Linked DNA regions of Homo sapiens: region 2 is linked to region 1. A link is a loop called in an ENCODE intact Hi-C map of the cell type or tissue named here. Cell type or tissue: ascending aorta. All regions are shown on one strand. Links, peaks and the distances in the headings refer to the core of each region. The heading gives the core; the rest is flanking DNA. Region 1 overlaps SLIT3 (slit guidance ligand 3). Region 2 overlaps SLIT3 (slit guidance ligand 3).

Region 1 (10,810 bases), core at 1,719-9,718:
GACCTGACAAAGTGCAGGTGTGTCCTAGAGAAGGCAAGCGAGACCACTGCATGATTGGAATACCAGCCAACCCTTGCCTGTTCTTGTTCCAGCAAAGTGCCCTTTTAAAATAAATTTATGTATATAGTCTCTGTGTGTGTGTGTGTGTGTGTGTGTGTGTGTGTATAGACATATAGAAATATATATTCCTAATTCAGAACTCATTCGTAAGTGCACACACTGACATGTGTTTCATGTTTCCCAATTTATCCCAGAGCCTATATGCAGTGTTTGGCTGCACAAGTAGGCATTAAATGCAACCACTGGGAATGAGAATGGTGGCCACAACGTTGGAGCCTCCCTGCAATGTTAAAGCCTTCCCAGCCAGGCTGTAAATCTTGCTACCTGACTGCAAAGCCATCCAGGACTGTGTCGCTTCATTCAGAAAGGTGTACCTTAGGCAATTCAGTACACCCCATGAACTGAGTCACTGCCAGCATGATTTCAGGTTCACTGTCGATAATTTAATTAGCACTTGCCTGACATCTACAATACATGAATCACAGTCTCCACCCTCACCTGCAACTCCAGCTCCTGGGCTTCCAAATTCTCCCACTGAATAAATAGAAGTATCTCCAACTCTCCCCTCTCCTCATTTTACCCTGGATCTCTGAAGAGAATAAAGCAAAATTCAACACATTTCTTCCTTTTCCCACAAAATCATAAACCCCCAGACCCAGGGTTCCTAGACTGGCAGCGCTAGGAAGTGGGAAAAAGGCAGGAGCTGCTTCAACCAGCAAGGTGATGAGGTTGCCATGTTCGGTCCAAACCGTTGCCTTCTGAGACCACTGACAGTCTCGTGTGAATAAACCTATCTCAAACCCCACCTCAGGGAATTTACCTGAAGTAAGTTCAGACCCACAATCCATGGAAGCATCGCCTCCCTCCTTGCAAGGCAACGATGGACTACCACACATCACTAGTCCTCACTGGTCATGCAAGCCGCTGATGTCTGAGAGAAGGAGCAAGAAGTCAGGCCTGGAAGTGTTTGTTGGGGGTAGACGTCATGTCAAAGCCCTGCTCCAAGTCTCTATGTCAGGGCCTAACTGCCAAGCTCCACACGGCACGGCGCTCCACAAACCACATCCTCCACATCACCCAAGCCAGGCAAGGCACAAGGTAGAGAACACAAGGCAACTCTACTCACAGTCTGGTGAGCTTCGGCGTGCTCTGGAAAAGCAATTCTGGAAGGACTTGCAGCTTATTCTTGTTCAGGCGCCTAAAGAGGAAAGAGAATGGAAGGATGTCAAGGGGACATTAAACCAGATCAAACGTATTCAGATACCACTTTAATCAATCAGTCAATCAATCAATAGGCATTAAGAGACTCTCTACGTCTTTCAGTATGGGCTGCTCAACACATGTAAGGTATATTCCCTGTTGGCGGGGCTTAGAGTCAGGTTGGGAATGCAAAGCAAAGGTCAGTCAAAAGTAAAAATACAGCACATGCGCTGTGCTGCCACACCTCCATCAGTCTTGGAGAGACATCACTAATGGATCACAATATTCCTTCCCATGGACTCCAGACAAGACTTTTGAACTTTTCTCACCATGAGCTTCGTGTAGCTATTACTGAGTGATGAAACTGGCATGTGAAATACACACCTAAAAACATAAATGGGCCAGGCACGGTGGCTTACGCCTGTAATCCCAGTACTTTGAGAGGCTGAGGCAGGCAGATCATGAGGTCAAGAGATCGAGACCATCATTGGGCAACATGGTGAAACCCCGTTTCTAATAAAAATACAAAAAAATTAGCTGGGCATCGTGCTGCATGCCTGTAGTCCCAGCTACTTGGGAGGCTGAGGCAGGAGAATCGCTTGAACCCAGGAGGCAGAGGTTGCAGTGAGCTGAGATCGTGCCACTGCACTCCAGCCTGGCGACAGAGCAAGACTCTGTCTCAAAAAAAAAAAAAAAAAAAAAAAAAAAAAGAAGAAAAAGAAACCTTAAATGAAATATCAGAGGAAATATTCAGGATCCTAAACAGTGATTGTGGGAGCAGATAGTAGTTGCTTCAGGAACAAAGAAGAGGGCATGGCAGATCACCTTGGACTGAGGAACAAAATGGAATTCTGGCCATCTTGGCTCTGTGGACCAGAGTAGGATTCCATTGTGAGTTTTGTGGGTCCTTGGCAATTTTGCCTTTGTGGGCTGCTTTCTACATCAAATTTTTTTTTAATATTACATTTTATAACTATGTCGGTATAAATGCAAATATATTATTACATAACATTTCTACCCAAAAGTTCATTTTTGTCTTCCAATATTAGAAGAAATTAAAACATTTTCATGGGCCCCTAACAGTATTGTAGACCCTTATCACCATCCCTGGAGGTGGAGAAGTAGGCCCTGGGTCAGGGACCAAGGTCTGGGCATGAGGTATGGCTTGTGGCAAAATCTGCCCAGTAGGGATGGCTCACATTGGATGTTGGCCAACGGAGCCAGTTTCTCTTAAGCATGGTCAATGCTAAACACCCACAGAAAGGCTACCTGAGTTTTTAAGTGACACAGAGCCATCATTATGATCTCCATGAAGGCTGCTTTCTTCGGAGCACTGGGCCAAGAGAGACGCCCTGCTGCATGCTAGCCCCATGCCCCTCTGCCCTAGTGAGTTGACACAGCCTAGCAAGGGAAACAGGAAGCCACCCAAACCATGATTAAAGCATACACCCCACAGTCCCCCAGAATCTTTCAGAGCCAAAGAGCAGTTCATAGCCTGGATGAATTTTTCTACTTAGAGTGAATTGAGTATGGCCTATTACATGATGTAACTATATGATCCCCATCTGAGAGCTAAAGCTAACTAAGGAATAGAAAAGGTGAGCTTCTCCCTAGCTCCTGGCCCCAAAGCCCTGGCCCCCTTCCCCTGCCACCAAGCAGACATGATTTCCTATTTGGGATTTTGCTCCCATTTCCCCCCTTTCTTCCTAGGTCTATGGACAACAACTTTAGAGGGATGAGCGACTAGAAGGAGGTCAAGCAGGACAAAGCATGTGATAGAGAAGCATTGAAGACTTCACATATAATAAGCCCACTGTCAAGAGGGTGCTACTCAGCCTGACAGCCATGCAGCGAGTGGGTAAGCACTGGGCAGGGAAGCCATCCACGAGACTCCTGATGAGGAGGAGGCAAGGAGGAAAGGCTGGAAAGTTGGATAAGATAAGCTCTAATTCCCTGGCCACCACTGGGGCTGACTCTTGTTTTGTTTTGTTTGAGACGGAGTCTCGCTATGTTGCCCAGGCTGGAGTGCAATGGTGCAATCTCGGCTCGCTGCAACCTCCATGTCCCAGGTTCAAGTGATTCCCCCACCTCCGCCTACCGAGTAGCTGAGATTACAGGTACACACCACCATGCCTGGCTAATTTTTGTATTTTTAGTAGAGACGGTTTTCACCATGTTGGCCCGACTGTTCTCAAACTTCTGACCTCAAGTGATCCGCCCACCTCAGCCTCCCAAAGTGCTGGAATTACAGGAGTGAGTCACCGTGCCCGGCTGAGGGAAGCCTGACTCTTACCCCAGTGCTTTTTATTTTTAAAAAATTGCAGTAAAATCACATATCATGAGATTTATCTTCTTAGCAATAAAAAAACTGTACACTAAAAGTGTAGTTAGTTCAGTAGCGTTGAGTATATTCACATCATTGAACAACTAATCTCCAGAACTTTTTCATCTTGCAAAACCGAAATTCTGTCCCTGTTGAACAACAACTCCCCATCCCTCCTTCTCCCAGCCCCTGGCAATCACCGTTCCACTGTCTGTCTCTGATTTTGCCTGGTGCTCTTTGACCACTGCCAGTATCTGCTTTTTGTGTGTTCCCATCACTAAAGTAGAAAAAAAAAAAGAGGGGGACTCCAGGAAGAGGAGGATGAGGCAACATCTATTTTTATGTTTTGAGTAGTTCCCATGTACTCAGCGATAACAGGTGGAAGCCGTTGGAACTGGAGAAGGCTTGATGTGATGTATGTGGGATTCACCGGGGCTGGGCACAGGTCTGGCTATATTGTGCTCTTGCTGTGGGATCTGAAGCAAGCTATCTAGCCCTTTGGACCTCAGTTTCAGATCTGCAAAATGGGTTACAGTGAGTCTTAAATGACACAGTGTCTACGCAAGCGTTCAGCACTGCAATAAGAGCATGACAACAGTGATGATAATGGTATGGATTGAGTTCTACATGCATGTCAAACGCCATGCCACGTGCTACACAGGCAGGATCATAACTGCAGCAGTGCTCATGGTAGGTGTCATTATTAATCCTGTCTCATACAGAATGAACCTGAAGCCTGGGGAGGTCAAGCCATCCCCAAGGCCACAATGTCAGGAAGTGGTAGTGGCAGGATTTGCACCCAGTCGGTCAGACTCCAGAGCTCTAGTTCTGAACCACCATGCTACTCAAAGCCTTTCAATAAACAACAGCTCCCTCTCCCTTTCCCTTTCTTAATTTTTCTGTTTCTTTTCATCCAGAGTTGCCACTTCCTCCAACCCATCCAAGGCAATGAACCACCCTGTGTACATTGCCTTCCCTGGAAAGGAACTCTCTTGGAGGTCCCTAAGGCAAGAACTGAGTCTCTATGTGGGTCTGTCTGGAACCACCCTCTATTGTCACAACTGTACAAAGTCTTTTAAGAGTTATATTCAGAGAACCAACACTCCATTCCAGGCAAAAATCCTAAAACCCAGCTTGCTGCTGTCTTCAGTGAGTAGGGTGTTCGGTTTGCTGAAAACCCTAAACCAGAGTTGAAGCTAAAAATAAAACCAGCTTGGCTCCAAGGCTCCTGGAAGGGAAGGAATCATTTTCAGTTTTTTGCCGGTATTTGTGGCTGGACAAAAATAAAAATATAACTAAATTTAGCCAATTGTGTGCTGCCCACTGCTTCATAAACCCTGAATGAGGATTCTGGGACAGATGGGTGGGGCTCTGCTCCCAAAAGCCTTGGGACCTTTCCACTTAAGCTCGAGCAGGTCGCCTGCTGGTTCTCAATATCAGAAGGAGCTAGATACTGTATTTCCAGGTAACTCCAGGATTTACTCATATTTACTGAGTAAATATGGGCCTGGAAAGTCTTCCTTGAAAAGATGATGAAGGCTCCAAGCTGCATAAGGTACACTTCCCATGTGGCTTCTGTGAAAGCAGCCCCTCAACAGGAAAATGAACAGAATGAGACATGCTGTTCTCCTGATAAACAGGTAAGTGCCGGGTGCAGACAGTGGCTATTGGCCATGGTACACTCATGCCATCTGCTGTTCTGTTACTCTGGGTCCAGAGGTGGAGATCTCCTGCCATAGTTCAAGCTGGAAGTAAATCCATGATTACTGAATGGAGAACAGGACTGAATGGAACTCATATGAGGACAGAACTGAGGAAGTCAGCAAATGAGATGTGGGCCAGGGCAATGACAGGATAAGGCCTTCCTAGGTATTCCCTCTCCCACTAAGATCAAAACTCCTCAGCTTTCCTGATGCAACAATGGGGAGCATAAAGGTAAAAAAAAAACCAACTGGCTGCTGAGTTGCAAAGCCATACTGCTTTTCAGCCTGAATTGAGAAGCACTAAGAAATAGGCCCTTGTCTTTGTGGAACCACTAAAGGCCTTTCTAGATGTACCTGGGTGTAAGATATAAATAGAAGTTTTTGCCACTTCATCGAACCCATCCATGTATCCATTCAACCATTCATCCATCCAACTGTTCATTTATCTGTACATCCAACCACCATCCATCTATGCATCAACCAACCCATCTACCCAAGCATTCACTCATCCGTCCAACCACCATTTACCCATCCATCCATTCTTTCATTTCTCCAGTTTTTCAATATGAACATACAAAAATGAATAAGATACAGCCCCTTCTTTTAAAAATGTCATATGCTAGTGAAGAAGACAGACCTGAAAACAAAAAATTGCCATGTTCTTGAAAGCGAAGGTGTCGTGGGAACACAATGGAGCAGCAGCTAACCCAGTCCTTGTTAAAAGAAGGCTTCCCAAGGAAGATGGTTTTGAGTTTAGTTTTAAAGGATGACTAGAACTCTTTAGGAGACAGAGGTGGAGACTTCTAGACTGAGAGAGCAGTATGTGCTCTGTACTCCATGGAGGGCCAGGAGACAGGAGCATTTGGGAAGCAGGCTTGCACTGCTAGAACACAGAGGTGACCTGCGAACACAAGTGATGAAGGTGTACAACTAGGCAGCAGTCATACCACAAAGGGCCTTTTTATCCATAATAAAGAATTTGGGTTTGGCTTTTTACAGATAGTAAGAGGGAGCCAGAGAAAGGGTTTGAGCAAGGGAGTGATAATCTGGTTTGAATTTTAAAAAGTTCTCCTGGCCGGGCGTGGTGGCTCATGCCTGTAATCCCAGCACTTTGGGAGGCCAAGGTGGGCAGATCACGAGGTCAGGAGCTCGAGACCAGCCTGGCCAACATGGTGAAACCCCGTCTCTACTAAAAATATAAAAATTAGCTTGGCATGGGGATGCACATCTGTAATCCCCGCTACTCGGGAGGCTTAGGCAGGAGAATCACTTGAACCCAGGAGGCAGAGGTTGTGGTGAGCTGAGATCACACCACTGCAAGCCAGCCTGGGCAACAGAGCAAGACTCCAACTCAAAAAACAAACAAACAAACTATACACACACACACACACACACACATATGTGTGTATATTTATATATATATATATAAATACACACACACACACACACACATACATACATATACACATGTCTCCTGAGTAGCAGTAAGCCCAGTTTGGAGGAGGTTGAAATCGGAAGCAGGAAAACCAGTTAAAAGTGTTCTTGGGTAACTAGTGTCTCTGCATGAAGACCTAATTAAGGATAACAGTGCAGCTGAAGTGTAGGAGAGAGAGGTGAGGTATAATCGGCTGGGTTTTGTGACAGGATGTACGTGAGGATTGGTCTCTGCGTGAAGACCTGGTTAAGGATAACAGTGTGGCTGAAGTGTAGGAGAGAGAAGTGAGGTATAATCGGCTGGGTTTTGTGACAGGATGTACGTGAGGATTCAGGGAGTTACAGGAGTGCGGGTATGAAAAGTCGCTCCAGGTGGGGTAACTGATCAGTCAAATTACCAATCCCTAATGAGAGGAATAGAGAAGGGAGGAACACTGTGCGGAAGGTGGTGTGTTTAGATTCAGGATTTCTGCAATGCTGAAATCTCTCAAATATGTTTTGACAGCTAATAGCAGTAGTTAGTAATAATACTAAAACCATGAGCCAGGCATTGTACTGAGCACTTTACATGCACTACCTCATTTAATCTCCATGGAAACGTTTGGAGGCCAGTGCTCTTAGCATCCCTATATTTAGGAAATACTGGCCTAAGAAGGTTAAGAACTTGCCCAAAGTCAAGCTTGACCAACGTGATAGTTGGTGGGACTTGAACCCAGGTGCCTGCTGCTAAGCCTGTGCTCTTACCTACTATGTGTAGTGAGAATTCTTAATTTAGCCCTTCATTATAAACTGTCTTATCATCTAAGTTTCAAGGACTAAGGGTGGGAAATACAACTAAAAAGTCCTTTGCGTCCCAACAGTAGCCAACACAGCATCAGGCACACAAAGAACCTTCCAGAAGGGCCTGCTGAATTTCATGAATAAATCAAAAGGTAGGAAAGGCCAGCTAGGGGAGCCTGATGAATCAATAGCCCTGCTGATCCGGGAAGTCACACTGTGTGAGGGTAAACAGGGCTCCCAGAGGGCCTGCCTACCTGAGTCTGTCTTCATCATTCAGAAACTTCTTAGAGACTCAGCTTTCAGAGGTATCAACCTCACTGACAAGCAAGGTGAGCAGGGCGAAGGGGTCACTACTTCCCCTCCCTCAGGAAAGGGAAGGGGTGAGGGGCCACTAGGGCCTGGGCATGGCCCACTGCACATCAAATCCCCTCCTTTCCTCAGGGAGCTGTGGGCTGTCAGCTGCCCAATCAGGCCCGAGGGAGGAAGAAAGTCAAAGTGTGCTAACCCCTACAGGTCACCAGGACTGCTTGCTTTAGTAATGAACTCAATTGTTTCCCCTTCCCCAGGCAGCTTCTTAGGCAGCCTGAATTCTTTCTCCGTCTACTGGTACTTTCAGAAACACTCACATGTCTCAACAACAAGAACCCAAGCAGCTTTGTTATCTAGTGCAAAAGCTCCAAGTCACCCCCAATGGAGAGAGGGAGAGGGACAATGCTTCCTGCCAGCTGCTGCTCCAGGCCAGCAAGCGCCAGGGATGATGACTACAGACTCCGGGCAAGGGCAGAACCAAACTTCACAGGCCTCAAACATCAGTTCAGAGATGACATCATCAACTATGAAGATGTACAGATGTCACTATAAATCGGGGGCAAAAAACTTGAACTCTGGAGAGTCAAAAGAGTAGAGATCCTTGATCTGGGGCTGTTCCCACTAGTTGTTTACTGTAGTCACTGAAGGCCTCTTACTTCCTTGGTTTCCTCACCTGTCTAACAGCCAATTCAGGCTTTTTTTTTCCTGCTATGCAAATTTTCATAATGCAAACTGGATGTAATCTGAGCAATTCAGCAAGGAAGCTAATTTGTGATGGTTGTTGGTTTATACCAGTGTCATGATCAGGAATGGTCCCCATATGTGGGGCAGGAAAGTCTAATGGCTTACAGACTCAATACCCAGGGCCATTTTAGTTGAATGATGCTATTCTTTGCCTTTGAGGCTTCCCTTTTTTGGAGGGACAAGCAGCTTCATTGAGATATAATGGAGCTTCCTTATAGTAAGTGTGGACCAACCCACAATTTATTTTGATGGCTTAGCTGCAAGTTGACCTGAGATTTGTCTTCCATGGTATTCAGTATTTGATCAATGACATTTAGGCTGGCTTACATCAGTTTTGAAATCAGTTATTTTTTAGTTTGTAAGTTCTGAAAGTCCTAATAGCAATTAAAAACCCCTTTATTTTTGACATTTCTATAGGAGAAAGAAGTTTGTGGTCATACTTTAAAATTCTGATCCCTAAGCAGTTTTTTTTACCCTCACTGAAGATGTTTGCAAGAACCCTTTTAAAAAATAACCTAAAGATTATTTTAGGAACACAATTATTATGTAATAGCAAAACATGTACCTCATGGGATATCTGAGAGGGCTGAATGGTTTAACATCTGTAAAGGGCTTTGCAATGTTTCTCAAGGGCTCAATAAGTGGTAGCTGTTACAGCTACTGTTATTATCAGTATAATTGTCCCTAGATGTCCCAAGAGGTTGGAAATTCAGGAGATTTATTTCTCCTTCATAGATGACTATATCAGTCAGCAAGGCAATAACAAATGAACTCCAAAATCTCAGTGGGTTAACACAATAAACACTTATTCCACACTCACATAAAGGGTTTGTTCCATATGGTATGATACCTTAGAGAACATGTGGCCTCCAAGGCTGCTGTGCCAGGGGAAGAGAAGGAAGGAGGAAGTACATCAGCTCTTAACTCCCTTGACCCAGCAGTGACTCATACCACTTCTCACATGATTGGCCAGAACTAGTCACATGGCACAAACCTAGCTGCAAAGGAAGCTGGGAAATCTACAGGAACACTTGGATATTTTGTTGAGGACTATCTTAACCACCAGTATGCCTTAAGCATCAAAACAGCACAGATCTCTTTGTCAGCCAGGTGCAGTGTCTCATGCCTACAGTCCTGGCACTTTGGGAGGCCAAAGCAGGAGGATTGCTTGAGTCCAGAAGTTTGAGAGCAGCCTGGGAAATATAGTGAAACCTCATCTCTACAAAAAATCCAAAGAATTAGCTGAGCATGGTGCCACACACCTATAGTCACAGCTACTCAGGAGGCTGGGTGGGAGGATTGCTTAAGCTTGGGAGGTGGAGGTTGCAGTGAGCCAAGATCATCCCACTGCACTCCAGCCTATGCAACAGAACAAGAGCCTATTTCAAAAATAAATAAATAAAATAAAATAAAATAAAAATCTCTGTCCTTGTCCATCTATCCATCCTTCCTTCCTTTTTTATGTTCACATAGGGCACTTACTACTATGAGCTAAGTGTTGTGTTAGGTGTTTTATCTGTATTATCTCACTTCGTCCTTAAAGAAACTCTTGAAGCAGACACTGTTACAGTCATTAAGATAAGGAAACTGAGGCACAGCAAGGTTATGTAGCTTTTCCAAAACCACACAGCCCAAACTTAAGGCTTGAACAGAGGTCTCTTGGACACTAAAACCTGTGATTTTAACCCCCTTGCCATTCTGCTTCTCTAACTTTTTGGAGCCTTGGTTGACAGAAGGATGCCCAATAATCCCAGCAGGGAGGATAGAAACAAGGAATATTTGCCGGCCATGCCTCTCTGGTTTCAGAAGAAGGCTATGAGAGTCTCAGGAAATCCTTGCCCTATTTATGTGGTTATAGAGAACTCTGGGAGCTTGGTCAGGATCACATCCTACTGAGATCCAGCTCAGGACTCAAGTATGAAAAGAAAACAAGCACAAAGCCCCCCCACCCCACCCCTGCCCGCAACACACACATACCAAACAATCTCTTTTGACCTTTCCTGTACCTCACATTGGATTACTTTTTCTCCAATGACATGGCTGTTAGGGAAATGTAGAGTACATAATGGCCTGAGCCTGCCTTGCCTCTGACCCCTGCCCTGGCTACTCCCATATGCCCCTGATGCCCACAAATGCCCCTGCATCCAGAAGATCTTGATTTCAGGAGAAACGAAGGGGGTGAGGGAGAAGATGGACAAGAGTCCTGTCTACACAGAGGTGGAAAATCACTGGTTCTGCAGAGAATGGGCCAAAAGGC
Region 2 (10,810 bases), core at 1,440-9,439, 190 kb before region 1:
AGCATCACTGTCACCTAGGAATGTGTTAGAAATATGAATTCTTGGGCCCTACCCCAGTCCCACTGAATCAGAAATTCTGGGAGGGGACCCAGAAATCTGTGTGTGTGTGTGTGTGTGTGTGTGTGTGTGTGTTTTGAGACAGGATCTCGCTCTTTTGCCCAGGCTGGAGTGCAGTGGAGTGATCATGGTTCACTGCAGCCTCAACCTCCCAGACTCAAGTGATTATCCCACCTCAGCCTCCCAAGTAGCTGGGATTACAGGTGTGCACCAGCATGCCCAGCTATTTTTAAATTTGTTTTTTTAGAGACAGAGTCTCACTACATTGCCCAGGCTGGTGTCGAATTCCTGGGCTCAAGGTATCTTCCTGCCTCTACCACCCAAAGCGCTGGGATTACAGGTGAGTCACCCTTTAGGAGGTAATGAATGAACTTCCAAGTATGAGAGCCTCTGGTAATGGGTTCAAGACCTCTGGCTCTGGAGTGGGATACAGTCAGGTTTCAATCCCAGATCTGCAGGCATGGATCTGCAGCAGTTCATCTTGTGCTGCTGGCTTTACCTCTCTTAATTTGGTTTTCTGATTGGATAAACAGTAATAATTACCCCCATCCCATAAGGTTGTTGGATCAAATAAAACAGCACAGCTACATAGAGCCTTGTGTGGGTATTTTGGGGTGCTGAGTGATAACTAATCATATCCCCATCCCCTTCCAATTCCAGACCCATGTGAAGCAGGCAGATGGAGACCAGAACATGGGCTCCATTGCTGATGAACTCCTCTGAAGGACTCAGGGATCTGGTCCCCACTCACATTGGCTTCCTAGTGCTGCCTCCCACAAACTTTGGACAGTGTCCCTATAGGGTGAGAGGGTGAAGGTCTGCAGAGGAGGCACACAGCCCAAGTCCCTGCCTCACACTGTCAAAGCCGAGGAATGTGGACAGAGGATATGCAGCCACGGGACTCACAAAGGCAGCCCTGGCTTCACCATGGAGGGCCGGCCCTGGGGCTGCAGGTACAGAGTGGACGCCCACCTGGGAGCTTTTGCACGGGAAGACCCATGCAAAAGTGGACCTGCTGGACTGCTCAGTCATTCCTCTTGAGCTCGATGGCCTTGTGGCTCATGGCTTGGAGTAGGGAGATGACCCAAAGACCCTTCATGATTTTTTCCACTTGGGGTCTGGGTATCCCCATCCTTCTTAGGAAATAGCAGAAGTAAAGTAATGCCTATCACTTGCTAAAATCAGTGCTCAACAAATACTGCGATCATTATTGACGACAAAAAATCAGTGCTCAACAAATGCTGCGATCATTATTAAGAAGTTATGGCCGGGTGCGGTGGCTGTAATCCCAGCACTTTGGGAGGCTGAGGCAGGCGCATCATGAGATCAAGAGATCTAAACCATTCTGGCCAACATGGTGAAACCTCGTTTCTACTAAAAATACAAAAATTAGCTGGGCATGGTGGTGTGTGCCTGCAGTCCCAGCTACTCGAAAGGCTGAGGCAGGAGAATCGCTTGAACCTGGGAGGCAGAGGTTGCAGTGAGCTGAGATCACACCACTGCACTCCAGCCTGGGTGACAAAAGCAAAACTCCATCTCAAAAAAAAAAAAAAAAAAAAAAAAAGATTTGTAAAGGATATTAACGTAATCTTTTCTGAAATGGAAAGTTCAGTTGCATCAACGCTTAAGCCTACAATGAAGAATTACTCAAAGAGAAGAACAATAAAAAACTCACAGAAAGTGTTCAATAACCTAAAAACAATAATCTTATGTAAAACAAAAATTTTACATAAGAACTCATAACAAAAACTTAAGGGTGTTAGAAGTCAGAGCATGACGTTAATAATATGATACAGAGTTGAACGTGATAGATCTGGTCAGTATCAAACTCACTGAAGAATGGTCAGAAATTACCTTCACACAAACAGCAACAGAAAGAAAGATACACGGCTGACAGTTATTAGAGCTCTGAGCATACAGTAAGCATCTGATAAATACTGATGGGCTGGCTATTCAATTACAACTGACCCGACAACCTATTCTTGAAGCATTATTTAATTTATACTAGATGTTCTTTTTTGGGGTTTTCAGTTCTAAAATCTCTCTCAAATAACTTTTCCTGCCAAGCGGTTATTTGAGTTGCGTCGGAAAGCTTTCTTAGTGAATTCTGCACTGAATGGCTCCCCTGGAAGAAGTTTATTACTTTGTCATCTTATTTGTTAGGAAAGTTGTGATATGACAGAGGGACATAAATAATCCCATTCAATGGGAAAAAGATGCTTTCTGCAAATCCATAGTACTTTTCACATTTCAAACCACTTTCACATTTATCCAAGTGCTTTGCTATTTTTATAAATGAGCATCTGATGAGGATGAAATGAAAAAAAATTCTCAGCCAACCCTTTCAGCCCTTTCTGAGGAAACTTCTCACTTCCAGCTCATCGCCACTGTCCGTATTTTGAACCTGTCTTGTCTGCCTTATCCTGAGAAAAATGAAAAGTTCTCAAACCACCCCCACATATTAATTTGCCATCAACTTTTCCTACTAAGTACTTAAAATTCACTTTCTGCTTGAAATGAAGGGAGAGGCACCTATCTTTTGAGTTCGGCTTGAACAATAAAAATATTTAGAATAAAAAAACACCAAATAATGACAAGAAGTACAGGCACATAGGCGGGTCACGTCTTTTTTTTCCCTCCTTAAGTGTTACAATGGAACATTTTGACTTGTTATGAGAGTGGGAATGAGAAAGTGAAATAGACTAGAAACAGACCAATTTCATTTTTCTGTCAGCATCTCATGACAGGCCAAAGATAAACCTCATAAACTGTGAAAAATGAACAATTCTTGGTTTTGATAACCTAAGCTGGGATGAGAACCAAGGAATTAATATCTCTGGAACCCAGGAGTTTATCTCCCTTGTTTTTCAGTGATTAATCTCAAACTAATCCCATTTTTGTCAACAATTTAAACAAGCCAAAAGAAAAGTTTTAGACTCCTGGCTATAGCTCCTCTCTTAGCCTACCCTTCCTGGTGCCAAGTGAAGTGGTAATTAACCAAAGTCTCCCTCCTTTTTTTTTCCCCTTGACATACAGAATTGCAGGGCAGCAGTACTCCAGAGAAGGGAGACATTGGTGGGAACTGCAAACGGTAGGTTTTTAGAGTAGGGAGAGGAGGGGACTCAAAAGAGGAATAGGGAGCATGGGGGTATGAAGGTAATTATAGGAAAAAGCAATGTGGCTGGTGTGGTGGTTCACTCCTGTAATCACAGCACTTTGAGAGGCCGAGGCAGGCAGATCACCTGAGGTCAGGAGTTCGGGAACAGCCTGGTGAACATGGTGAAACCCCATTTCTACTAAAAATAAAAATAAATTAAAAATTAATCAGGCATGGTGGTGTGTGCTTGTACTTCCGGCTACTAGGGAGGCTAAGGCAGAAGAATCACTTGAACTGGGAGGTGGAGGTTGCAGTGAGCCAGGATGCACTCCACTGCACTCCAGCCTGAGCAACAGAACGAGACTCTGTCTCAAAAAAAAAAAAAAAAAAAAAAAAAAAAAAAAAGAAAAAAAGAAAAAGCAATGGGGCATCAATGAGTACAGATGGGGCAGATGGGGAGATTTGGAGCAGACAATGAAAAGAATGGTCTGGGAAGTGAAGAGTTTCAGAACTAGGAAATAGTGGAGATGACATCAGGTGGGAGGATGGACTTGCAAACCCAGTTAGAGAGTGTGGACAGAATGTGATGGCCACAGGGAGCCATTGTGTAGTCTAGAGCAGGAAAGTCACGTGGAGTGAGTGAGTATGGGAATGGCAATGGTGTGCAGGCAACCAGTGGAAGAGACTAGAAACAGGGGCTCTAATGTAGAAACATCTCAGTATTTGGGACAAGAGGGGATGAGGACTACATTTTTCCGTGTTTTTCTTCCTTGATCAAAGTATTTCCCTAACTTTAGCAGTCTCTTCTCACTATTAGCTAATTTTGCCATAGAGGCACAAAACTTGTACTACTGTTTACTTGTTTTACCTTATCCATTAATGACTCTTATTTAAACATCTGTTTTATCCTCACCTTGATCTGCAATGTCTGTGAAATTACAAACTTGGTATATTAGTTACATATAGGTTTTAACTGTATGAAAACAAGTATATGCCTAGTAAAAGAAGAAGTTTGTCTGAATCTTACTTAAAATCATCTCAAACTACCAGTGGGGCACTTATTCTTTGGGGGAAGGCTGCCTTCGCTCACAGGTTCTTAAGCTTACTGGGGTCATAGATTCCTTTGTTTACCTACTAAATCCATTAGAAAGGATTTGCAAATGGCACTCATGATATTACCAGTATGTATCTACATATGTATGCAGTAAAATCTAGTCCTTTTTTCCTAGAATACTCAGTGTGTCTGAGCACGCACAAACAAACTTTGCATATCATTTCAAGTTGTCACTATTCCTTGGATTAAAACTCTTTTGACCCATCTGAGGCTTGCAGAATATGGGCCCTAGCTTCTGGGCAGACCAGGGCACTCAGTACATCTTCCCAAAGCTCATGTGGCCTTGAAGTCCTACTGAGTGTCTGCAGTACCCTCTGTGGGAGTCTGACCCTGCTCAGCTTCTAGAATGTCCTGTGGTGAATTCCATTGCTAACGTCTCCTCCGATACCCTAGTTCTTTTCAGAGGCTCCTACCAGAAAATTGACACGAGGAAACTCTATGGCATTGGTCTGCAGGGGCCAGAGTGGCCGTGAACACAGATGTGAACACAGACGTGAACACAGGCTCAGGGCAGAAGCTGAAGGAGTGGGCTGTGTATTTGTGCCTAGTCTCCCAGACTTTTCTGAGAGAAGAGTTTCGTCTCACCCATGGCCTGCAATTGCCCTGTCAAATCAATTTGGGAGACTATAAAGATATAAGAGCTGAACAGCACCAACAGGGGACTCTCTTTTTTTCCTTAAGGCTTCTTGCCAGATATAACAAGAATAAATATGAAATGGCTTCATATTCCAAGCATGAACTAATGTTGGGGTTGTGGCTGATAAGTAAGGAACAGCTAAACAGGCTTTGACATGGTGGCTCTGGAGGGGGCAGCGTTCTCGCTGGAAGTGGGGATGTGGGGATTTATCAGGCCTGTTGTGGAGTGAGCTGTCTGGAAGAGGTTCCTCTTCCATAAAAAACCCAGGCCCCTGCTGACTGATTCTCACGTTAGGAAAACATTGGTAAATCATCAGCATAATCCAAGAATTATTCCCTTCCTCTACTCTGCGCATGAAGGCCCTTCTTTTCTTATCTGTTTTTAATTTTCTTCATGGGTGCTGTTCCTAGTCCATTAATTGAAAGGACTTTTGGCTAGAAGCCCACGACTGTTTTGGGAAAAAAAAAACACACACACCAAAAAACAGAACAACACGAAACCCGAAGGGCTGATATTCTGTGCATCTCAGAGAAATAAAAGTGGATGGGAATGGCTCCTTCGGGAGTCCCTGCTGGGTTCGGTTCTGCCATGCCCAGAGGCACAGGTAGGGGGAACTGGCTGCCTGGACATCTTCCCCCAGCTGGGCTGCCAGGGTAAATCACTGGCTTTCAGAATGTCCTCTGGAGAAAATAAGGTCATTACAAGGCTTTTAAGATCAACCATAATAAACTCCCTCCAATTTGTTTTTCTTCAGCTGCTTTTACTGAGCCCTCTGGGCCTTCCTCCAAGCGCTGAGTATGATACTGCTCAGCGTGATGCAGAGAGGAGAGAAGGGGCTTTGGACTCAGCTCAACAGACCTGAGTGAAAATTCTGCCTCTGCGTCTCCCTAGCTACGTAGCTTTGGGACTACAGGTAACCCCTCTGCTATGAACTGCATGTCTGTGTCCAACTAAAATTCATGTTTGAAAGCCTAACCACCAAGACGATGGTATTTGGAGGTGGAGCCTTTGGGAAGGAATTAGGTATAGATGAGGTCATGAAGATGGAATCTTCATGATGGATGAATTCCCTTATAGGAAGGGTCCAGAGAGCTTGTTTTCTCTAGGCCATGTGACGATACAGCTAGAAGGCAGCTGCATGCCAGGAAGAAGGCCCTCCCCAGAATCTGATCATGCTGGCACCCTGACCTTGAACCTCCTAGTCTCCAGAACTGTGAAAAATAAGTGTCTGCTGTCTAGGCCACCCAGTTTATGGTACAGGCGCACGTTGTTTTATTGAGCTTTCTTCTTTTTTACAAATTGAGGGTTTGTGGCAACCTGCATCAAGCAAGTCTATTGGTGTCATGTTTTCCAACAGCAGGAATACTTCGTGTTTCTGTGTCCGTATTTTTAAGCAATAAAGTATTTTTTATTAAGTTATGCAGATTGTTTTTAAAACATAATGCTGTTACAAAATAGACTATGGAACAGTGTAAGCATAACTTTTATATGAACTGGGAAACTAAAAAATTTGTGTAATTCACTTTATTGCGATACTCACTTTGTTTGCAGTGGTCTGAAATGGAACCCATAATATCCCCCAGGTAGGCCTATATTCTGTGACAGTAGCCTGAGCTGACTACAACAGCCTCTGAGCTTCAGTTTTTGTAAAACAGAGAATCTAACGTCCGCATTATGGAGTGGCTACAAACACTTGAGAGATGATGCATGTAACATGTATAGGAGAGTTCCTGGCCCATGGCAAGGTGAACGGTAAACATTATAACCAGTGTGGTTGCTATGATCATCAGCAACACCACCAGCATCTTCCCTGATGACCTGGGCCAAGGTTGAATGAGAATGGAGACAATACATTCAACTCAGTTTAACACCATTTGGAAAGGATTTGCAAATGACACTCATGATATTACCAGTATGTATATCCCTACTTTCATCTTTCAGCTACATAATCAGGATATAGCAAAGGACACAGCTGTAATATTCATTCATTCGACAAATATTTACTATGTTCCAGACACTTTATACTAGAGTTTCAGGTACAGCAGCAAGCAGGGCAGACATCATACTTGCCTTGCTGGTGAGTACTTGTGCCTTTGGCACTCTGCGCCTTTGGAGCTCTGGGGGAAACGCAGCGCAAAAGGCTTCAAAGGCAACCTATGTTATTGCTCAAGGTTGGTGTTGCAAACAAACAGCAGTGCATAGAAGTCAGCAGGGCCATAGGAACTTCAAGTTTATACTTTCCCCAAAATGCCCATAGAAAATTCAACAGGTATTTGCTGTCGAATCTTCAACAGGCAATTCCTCAGTGCCAGGCACTGTGCTAGGCCCTTGTCCTTGTGGTGGACAAGGCAGGCCCAGTTCCAGCCTTGCAAGGCCTCATAATCTAAGTGAAAGGGGACACAGACAAGAAAAAAATCATCCTACCAAGTGGTAATGCCTGGTCCCCAAGGCCACTGCTGTCTTACTGTAATTCAGGGCCTTGCAGCGTAACTACCAACCAGCCTGGCCATCCTCTGAATTTGGGTATATGGTAAACCTTAAAGCATTCTCTTCTCTAATCATCTATTTTATTTATAGGATAATACAAAAAGCAAAAAATTAGCTTCTTCACCTAAGAGATGCGACAATGAGAGAGTTGGCAGATCTGGATTGTATTCTACTGTCCATATGGCTGGTTCCTTCATCCCTTAACAACACGACTCCCTGTGGAGCCATGAGGAATCTACCCCTCCCTTCCCTCTTTCTTCACTATTCCCCAGCCTCCCACATTACACACAAGTTGTGGTCTGGGACCAAGAGGGTTTTGTTTTTTAAACAGTTAAATCTTCCATTGCAGACCAATTAAAATTTAAAGATTTTCTCTCTCTTTCCCCCTCTTCTCTCTCTCTCTCTCTCTCTCTCTCTCACACACACACACACACACACACACAACTCTCCAAGCACAAAGAGCTGACAACAACCTAGTGTTTACTATTAGAAACAGGATTTGAAAATTCAAAGAAAGAAAAGTTAATTCTTCACCTCCATTTGTCTTTTCCTCCCCAAAGTTCCCTAAATGAGAGACTGCTTTACCAGGAAGCCTGAGTGCCTCCCACCCAACCGTTCCTGTTGCTGGACATGAGAGTCGAGCCCCTTGGCCTTTTTGCAGAGTGTCTGGATACACATACATGGTGCCTGAGGCATGCCCTGGGCACTTGGTAAGCCAGGCTACTCTCATCACGCAGCCCTGCCCACCCCACCCCCCAACTGCAACCTGTAATGTGGTTAGGATCCGTGTCCCCACCCAAGTCTCATTTCAAATTGTAATCCCCAGGGGTCAAGGGAGGGACCTGGTGGGAGGTGACTGGATCATGGGGGCGGTTTACCCCATGCTGTTCTCGTGATAGTGAGTGAGTTCTCACAAAAGCTGATGGTTTTATAGGGCAGTTTCCCCTGCTCTTCTCTCTCCTGCCACCTTGTGAAGAAGGTCCCTGCTTCCCCTTCTGCTATGATTGTAAGTTTCCTGAGGCCTCCTCAGCCATGTGAAACTGTGACTCAAATAAATTTTTTTCCTTTATAAATGACCCAGTCTCAGGTATGTCTTTAAAGCAGTGTGAAAACAGACTAATACAACCTGTATACTGCCAAGTCTCAGTATCTTGGATGTTTTCCTAGTCTGTCATCATGACTCATTGACAATTCCAGGGGCTCTGCCCTGATCACCAAGGATGAAGGGGTGGAACATCAGGCAGTCCCTTTGGACCCAACCTTATTCTACGTGCTTTTTGATCCAAAACGAATAGATGTTAAAATAAGATTAGGTTGAAAGTGTCTAGGAATCTCTGGATAGGTAAGTAGTTTGCATGACACATACCTATGTGTGTGTTAAGTGTGTATTTTGGGTGTATAGTCTGCATGTGTTTGCCTACATACACTGCAGCCTGTCTGCTTCACTGAATATACACTGACTTGCTCTGCTAGAGTTTTAACTATCTTCACTTTCTCCAAGTAGAAAGCCCCTCTTAATAGCGTTTCTTCCCGAGAGTAATCAGAACTAAAGATGGCCTTTAACTAATGCAGTTATAATGCAGGTACACACATACACACCTTTTGCCTTTTGAAATTGGGCTCCCCATGACTTCTCTTGCTGAAGCACTCAGGGCCAAAAAAGTTATCGCTAGATATTAATTTAGACATTAATCTTCCCTGTGAATTTTCCTTTTCCCTGTTGCCTTATAGGACACCAAACAGAGATCTCCTTGCAAAGCAGCCAGCCTGCCTGGAGGTCTGGTCCTGAGCTTTGTGGAGCCCCATCCCTGGAGAACCGGACACTTTCTTTTGGTATTACCAGGCAGAGGGCCATTGTTCTGCCATGATGTAAGATAGACTCCCAGCTCTATGTGGCTCTTGGTGAACTAATGATAATTTTATTCTTCTCTTGGGTAAAGTTCACACAAGGAAAGATGAAGATTAAAGGCAAAAATAAGATCAATTCTTTGCAATGAAAAGAAATCATCTCTGGGAGGATGTGAGTTAGAGAAAACATTGGGTCTCATAGAAAAGGGATCTCTAGACTCATGAAAAAAAGCAAATGATTCCTGTGGGCAGTCATCTTTGGGTCACCACATAATCTGTGGCCATGAAGCTGCAAGGCTGGGAGGAGGCTCCAAGACAAGGGCCTGACTTCCCTAGCCATGACGGGCCTGACTTCCCTAGCCATGAAGAGAAGCACAGGGGTTTGGAGAAGAGGCCATAGCAATAGCTAGAGCTGGCATCAGGAAGGAGCCAGAGAAATCCACAGACCTCTTGGGCAGGTGGGCCCAGACGAGATAAGACCTGCAGTCCCGGCTAGCTCCACCTTTCTATTGAGAAAGAGGGGCTCCCGGCTCAGCTACTGACTTCCCTTGTGAGTCTGGATGAGCCACACGGTCTCTCTGTGTCTCACCATCTGTTTTGTTGTTGCTGCTGCTGTTGTTGTTTTTTTTTAACTTTTTAATAAAAATAGAGACAGGGTCTCCGTATGTTGCCCAGGCTGATCTCAAACTTCTGGACTCCAGTGATCCTCCTGCCTTGCATCCTCTTTTTCAAATGGAAAGTATTCCTGCCCTTCCTTTGCCTCACAGATAAACTATTCTGAAAGCAATAATAGCAAACATTCACTAAGCCCTTACTATTTTCCAGGTACTGCAGCAAACACTTGAGCACATTTTCTCACATAACCCCTCCAACTACCTCATGATGAATGTATTTATGTGCTGTCATTATTTGCATTGAACTGATGAAGAAACTGGAGTTCAGAGATTAAGTAATTTGTGTGAGGTCACACAGCTGGTCGGGCTGGGATTTGAACCAAGGCAGCTTGACCTCTCTGCACCCAAGGTAACATTTCAATATGAGCCAAAATTACAATTTTTTTTTAAAAGAGAAACCAGGAAAGGTTAATTAGGAGGAAGCAATTATCTTAGAGCACAAAGCAAGTGCACATGGTCCTTGAAAGCTATTAAACTAGAAGATGGTTTTCCTCCTCTTGAAACTCCCCTTCTACATCCATGTCCTCCCCTGCACCTTTAGAGACCAACAACCTGCTAATTCGCTTCTCAGATCCCACATAGCTGTGTCTCTGGGTGACCGTAACTTGGGTGAGTCAGCAGACAATCTCTGCAAGGCTCTCAGAAAGATGTCATTAGTGAGAAATGATGCCAAATGTCACATGTAGGAGTCTGTTTGCAAACAGGCTCTTCCCTCCTCGCCGAAAAGCAAGCACGCTGTGTAGTCACCAGCTCTTTCCAGGTCAACTGTCTGCACCAGGCCCCCTGGCCCCACCCAGACACCCATGAAGAACAAACCTGTAGTAAACCAGGGTTGTCATATTTGGTCTGTCGTTATCACTGAGAGAAGCTACCTTTCCTAAAAGGGGCTTAGGTTA

The links. Hi-C counts contacts between places; a loop is a spot of excess contacts. Peaks named below come from ENCODE experiments on the same cell type or tissue, not always from the same donor. Only the 100,000 strongest peaks of a DNase experiment are listed, where the experiment ranks them.
Region 2: it touches region 1 in a loop (3.0-fold over the local background); 9 of 110 quality-filtered maps call a loop at or near these places.

What each region holds. Positions count from the first base shown.
Region 1 is chr5:169,192,293-169,203,102 of GRCh38, forward strand. SLIT3 (slit guidance ligand 3) reads right to left here. Exons shown (of 36, transcript NM_003062.4): 4 at 1,187-1,258. Among named protein-coding and RNA genes, the nearest start is that of MIR585, 66 kb to the right of the region's middle. In ascending aorta, for the core only: a CTCF peak has its summit at 5,256; no DNase peak of the experiment used is centred there; H3K4me3 peaks cover 558 bases; H3K27ac peaks cover 2,875 bases.
Region 2 is chr5:168,998,797-169,009,606 of GRCh38, forward strand. The region is part of intron 4 of SLIT3 (slit guidance ligand 3); the gene reads right to left. Among named protein-coding and RNA genes, the nearest start is that of SLIT3-AS1, 9.0 kb to the right of the region's middle. RefSeq lists an enhancer at 7,834-9,033. In ascending aorta, for the core only: a CTCF peak has its summit at 5,525; a DNase peak (open chromatin) is centred at 5,540; H3K27ac peaks cover 1,169 bases.